Linked DNA regions of Mus musculus: region 2 is linked to region 1. The links are chromatin contacts, found by Hi-C in ENCODE. All regions are on one chromosome and are shown on one strand. Each heading gives the region's core, a stretch centred on a gene start or an enhancer-like site at or near the end of the contact. The rest is flanking DNA. Distances are from core to core; before and after follow the strand shown. Region 1 holds the start of Eif4ebp1 (eukaryotic translation initiation factor 4E binding protein 1). Region 2 holds the start of Mak16 (MAK16 homolog).

Evidence for each region. Hi-C counts contacts between places; a loop is a spot of excess contacts on that map.
Region 2: a loop to region 1 is called in a map of T-helper 1 cell, with 4 times the contacts of the local background. The contact joins the promoter of Mak16 here to the promoter of Eif4ebp1 in region 1. A Hi-C loop is called at or near these places in 2 of 37 maps with a recorded cell type or tissue (T-helper 1 cell and T-helper 17 cell).

Annotation. Positions count from the first base shown.
Region 1 is chr8:27,258,918-27,261,740 of GRCm38, forward strand. It overlaps Eif4ebp1 (eukaryotic translation initiation factor 4E binding protein 1), which reads left to right and starts at 1,410. Exons shown (of 3, transcript NM_007918.3): 1 at 1,410-1,633. The coding sequence starts at 1,492.
Region 2 is chr8:31,167,367-31,170,189 of GRCm38, forward strand. It overlaps Mak16 (MAK16 homolog), which reads right to left and starts at 1,358. Exons shown (of 10, transcript NM_026453.3): 1 at 1,299-1,358. The coding sequence starts at 1,313.

The DNA of each region.
Region 1 (2,823 bases), core at 160-2,659:
CTGGAACTCACTTTGTAGACCAGGCTGGCCTCGAACTCAGAAATCTGCCTGCCTCTGCCTCCCGAGTGCTGATCCCCCAACCTTCCCTTCCCGAGTTCTAGGATTATAAGCTTACAAAGTGCCACCACGTTCAGTTTTTATGTTGATGCTTCGGATTTAACCGTGGACTTAGTGTATACGTGGTAAACTGTCTACCAAGTGAGCTGTGTTCCAAGCTTCCCCTTCCCCGTGTTTTTTTTTCTCTCTCTCTTTCACGGTTTAAGACAGCGTCTTAACATGTCTGGCCCAGGCTGTGCATCAAACTCGCCACAACCATGTCTGCCCTCAGCTTTTCTGTAATGCTCCTGTCTCAGTTTCTCTGAGCTAGCATGCCCAGCTTAAGTCTCTCTCTCTTCTTTCTGTGTCTGAGACAGGGTTTTGCTGGGTAGCACAGGCTAGAATCCTCCTGCTTCAGTCTCCTCATTGCTGGGACAAGTGTGGACCACTTGAATGCTGAACTTGGATGTTGGACTTTATAAACAGGCCCTTCCCTGAAATCGTAGTTCCAGGAAATCTGGGGCCTCTAGAACAACCAAACAAGGCAAAAAGCAAAACCCCTTTCAACATGCTTCTCCCAAAGGGAGGAAGGTGGCCCAGTGTGTTCTCTCAGGCCAGCCCGGACAACAGTGAGAACAGGGTTCTGGCCCTCCCTCGGCTGTCAACTTGGGATCCTCCTAGGGCTTCAGCCTCCTCACGGTCGGGATTATAGGCATTTCCTACCATATGGAGATTGATTGACACAGACACTGTAACCGATTGGACATGCATTTTCCCTTCCCTCCCTAGTGACTACCAGACAAAGTGCTGGAGTGGAACCCAGTCCAAGTACTATGCGGATCTTTGACCGGTTAACTCTAATCCTCCCAGCCCACAGTACGCAGAGCTTCGATCCTGCCCATTCCTCATCAGATTTATATTCGGTTCCTAGCTGGCTGGCTAGGTCCCTCTTACTCTTCCACTACTCCTTCCAAGTCCAGGAATGTGCGCTGTGCAGCCGCTGCTCTGACTCCTAAAAACTGTAAAACTGTAAAAGCTGTAGAAACGTTAAGAATGGCGAAGGATCAGCCCACCCTTTCTTCTCTGAGGATCGGCCTGGGATCGAGAGGTCACATCCTAATATAGAAAGCAGGCGGTCTGGTGCGCTGAGACGCTGCCACCAAATCGGAGAGTTCTGCCACCGTCATCCCTACCTAGATCTTCCCAGAGTCTCGGGGAGGAACCAGGGAACCCAAGGGGCCCACACTGGGGTTCCTGCACTGGAGAGGACAGAAGCTGCCTAGGTCAGCAGCTGGGGAACCACTTGCAGGCAGCGGGCTGGGGCTGGGTGGGGCCGGGCGGACCGCAAGTCTCAGGGGGCGTGGAGCCCAGGCGGAAGGGGCGGGCCGGGCACGAGAAGGGCTGGGCCGAGGTGCCGCGGGGTTGCTGGAGGGTCGTGGGCGGCGTGCAGGAGACATGTCGGCGGGCAGCAGCTGCAGCCAGACTCCCAGCCGGGCCATCCCCACTCGCCGCGTAGCCCTCGGCGATGGCGTGCAGCTCCCGCCCGGGGACTACAGCACCACTCCGGGCGGCACGCTCTTCAGCACCACCCCGGGAGGTAGGCGCTGGCCGGGGTCACGGGCGACCTCGGGGGGCTGGAGGATACGTCGGGATCCGGAGTCTCACGTGCGACGGGGAGGGCGGCATTCGAGGGGTTCGGTAGCTGGCCAGAACGGACGAGGGGCGTCGGGAAAGCAGAAGGGTCACCGTCTCGGTTGCTCGCCTTCTGGGTGTGGTGGAGCGTGGTCTGGAACCCGGCTGCAAACTGCCTGCATTATTAGCCTTTTCCTGGGAGATACGGCAGAGTGCCCTGAGCATACAGATAGGCACTCTGCCAGGACCACCATGTGCTTAAGGGCGACCTCTGTGGGTGTCAGGGCAGTTTGGGGTGGGACAAGATCAGGGAAAGAGGCTGGCCTGGAGATTAAGTTTAGTTGATCTCCCTTGGAATAAGTGACGCCTGCACACTTTTTTTTTTTTTAACCTTTCCGGAGGCAGCCCTCTTTGCTTTGGACACTCGCTCATTAATGGAGGCTGGACGCTGAGGGTGCTTCTCTGCCACCTGTGGCTTGTGTTAAGAGAGAGATTCCTGCAGGGGCGGCGTCTGGTGTAGTGCAGAACAACACGTTCCTCGGGCCTGGGGGGCAGGGCACAGCGTTGAACTGGCCCAAGTGGCGGAGGATGAGGAAGAGGAAGCTGAGTTGGCGCGGGTGGGGGCCGGCCTCCGGGAACCAGGCATTCCCAGCTTGCCCTGGAGCCCCAGTATAGACGCTGATGAAACCTACCCGCCTGTTTGCATGATGAAATCCTCGTGGCTCACTACTTCCCTCCCAATCCTCGCGCCGCTCCCACCCACTTTTGCGCTTCTCCCCTCCCCGGTCTCCTCCCCCAACTACTCCTCTTACAACTCAAAAACAAGAGGAATCCTGGCGCGGTGATGAACCTTGGGCTACTGCTGGCGCAGCCGGGCCACATGCCTATTTTCTCGGGCAGCTGTCCCTGCACCAGGGAGCACAGCCAGATCCCAGAACCAAGGCACCGATGAAGGGATCTTGGAGCTCAGTCAGTGTCCACTGGGTTCTGTGATCTTCAGGACACAGCACCAAGGCCTCGCTGCTTGAGCACGTGTCTGTTGTGCATCGTCATGCTGAGTTCCTACACTCAGCAAGAAGTAGCAAGCAGGGCAGGGGGAGAAAGCCGGCTCCCTCTTATTAGAAACGGCCCAAAGGAAAAGTTTTCTGCAGGCTT
Region 2 (2,823 bases), core at 108-2,607, 3.9 Mb after region 1:
GTAAAGGCACTGCCGTCTCCAAACACAAACCCTGGCGTTTGCTGGATGAGAACAATCCTACGGTCCTTACATCCCGGAACCTGGTGAAGTGCATAGTATATAAAAACGGTGCATCAAGTTGCAATCACTAAAGCCACATATGGGGGTGTGTGTGTGAGCATAAAGGTCTCTAGATGGACTGCACTGAAGAGCCAAGAAGGACCCTAGAGCAGTTAAAGGGGGGAAGAACGAAGGGCCAAAGAATAAAACACACAGGGGTAAGGATTGTAGGAAACGAGAAGTGGAGTGGGTGTATTATTCAGCTTCGTGGTCAGACCTCTTACACATCATTTGGTCACACCTCTTTCCTGGGCACCGGATTTGTCTGTGCGCCCAGCTGCCCACTTAGCATCTCTAAAAGGATCCCGATGGTAAACATACCCCAGTGCAACTCTCATTTTCACGCTCTTCTTAAATTAAAAAAAAAAAAAAATACAACAGTTCTCCCTAGTTCCCACTAAAAAAGACCTGGAAACCATTTCCTTCAAGGTTCTCCCTGACCTTGTCCGGGCAAGCCTATCAAATCCAGTCTCCCCCTCATCCTCTGGATTCCTGTAACAAGTCCTTCCCTATCTCTCATCTTTGTACCTTTACTATTCCTACGGCTCTTCAGTGGCTGCCTCAGTCCCAATTCTGGGGTTTTTAGCCCAATGTGACTGATCTACCGCTCTTTCTCCATTACTCCTCTTTCATAGTACCGTTATTCTCCATCCCCAGAGTGCTCATGAGAGCAGAGGTTTTTTTGGTTTTTTTTAAATGTCTTTTGCCCGACTGTTAACAACCAATCATCACACTGAACCTACACCAGTTGGATACTGGCTATGTACTTACAACTCTGTGAACAGACAAACGAAGTCTTACTTCCGAAACTACGCCTCGGGCAGGCTGCAGAGCAAAATAAAAAGCCTAACACTGGAGAGGTAGCGCTCATGGAGGAGTTCCCTAAGCACGGATTTTAAACATCGCATCTCTCCCGCCTTGCCACCCCGAGACAACTGCCGTTCAGATGGCAGCTGGCACAAAGGGCTTCACTGCCAAGCACTAGGGACTAAGGAAGCCCACCCGGCGGGCTGGGGCTGGGGTGGCCTGGCCTTCTACACGCGCGTGGGAAGCCACTATCGGAAATCGGGGCTCTGCAAGTCTCGCCATCCGGGAGAAGCGGAGACAAACGGGCCGTCTGAGCGTGCGGGACTGAATCCTAAATGAGCGAAATGCCGCGCAAAACCCAGTGGTGCCAAGGCGAGAGGAGGAAAACTCACGTCGTCCGACTGCATGGTGCCGGCAGCTCAGCTCGCCGCATTAGGAAGGACCGGGGAAGCGGCCACGCTTCTTCCGCGGAGCCACTTCCGGAGAGCCACTAACCTATCGCGAGAACGTCTCAGTGTCCCAGAAGCCCGTGACGTCCCCGGGCACAGTGAGCATGCGCGCTTCCGCGCCAGCGCACGCTTGGATCCTGGCGTGCTCGCCTCCGGCAGCCCTTGCCCTAGGAGCGCACATATCGTCTTGTCCTGCTTGCTGTGTCTCTGCGCGAGCTCCAAACCTCTAAAAAGTGGGGCTTCTTTGTCCTCTCTAACCCAAGGCGCACCCTCCGAGTCACTTGTGCACGCGCGGGGCTTTAATGCTAATTACCGTCCCATTTCTGGCCGTGGCCGCGTGCCTGGAAAGCCTGAAGCCGTCAGCTCTTTTACCAACCCGCGGGAACTTCTAGCAGCCATCTCCGTTCTCACTTTGAAACACACACGGCAGTGTCGTATGGGGAAACAACATAACAAACGAAAAAAACCTGTATGCATGTGACCCCCAAACGGACAGATTCTACTGTCGCTCCCTTGCTCCTTCTGTAAGGATCAAACTCGGGTTACCAGACTCACACTCCTTCCTGAGCCATTATCCAGGCCTGAGAAAGTGCTTTTAAAAGGTCAGCAGGAGTGATAATAAAATGAGGGTTGCTTCCCCAGTTCTCCCTTTTGAAAGCCATTAAGTAGTTCAAGTGATTTTGAAGAAATTGTCATGTGCCAAATACAGTCCCGGACAGAGCAATGAAGGGGAACAATGTTCTACACCCTCAAGGTCCTTACTTAGCAATGGGATTCAGAGACTTGTACCATAAACTGTATAATATAATGTTTAAGTACTGTTAAGTGCTGTAAAAGCAACGAGGCAGCTGTGAACACTCAGCTAGTGGGGAGGTTGGTTCGGGAGCTTGAGACCAACTTGAGTTTTACAGGGAGGTCATAGCCGGATGCTGGCAATGGTGATAACGATGAGGATAACGCAAAGTAAGTTAGTGGAGACAGGTTCTTTTAGAAAGGTTTATATGTAGCAGACAATGGCCTAGTCGGTCATCAATGGGAGGAGAGGCCCTAGATCCTGTGAAGGTTCTATGCCCCAGTATAAGGGAATGCCTGGAGTGGAATGCCAGGAATGGGAGTGGGTGGGCTGGGGAGCAGGGGGAGGGGGTAGGGGATTTTCGGAGGGGAAACTAGGAAAGGGAATAACCTTTGAAATGTAAATAAAATATCTTTTAAGAAAGGAAGGTTTATTGGGAGAATGCGGTAGAAGTAAGTGATAATTAGGTAGAGAATCACATTGAGGTAATGCAGTAAGTTGTGGCATCAGGGTGTGTGTGCCTTTTAAGGAAAGATAATGAAGAGCCCTACACTTAAGGAGATAGTTGGAGTAAAAACAGACAAAGGAAAAGTGTGGGCTAGAGAACGGAGAGCAAGAGGAAAGATCAGTAGGAAATTAAACCAGGAGGAACCCAGACCCAAAGTATATGCAGCC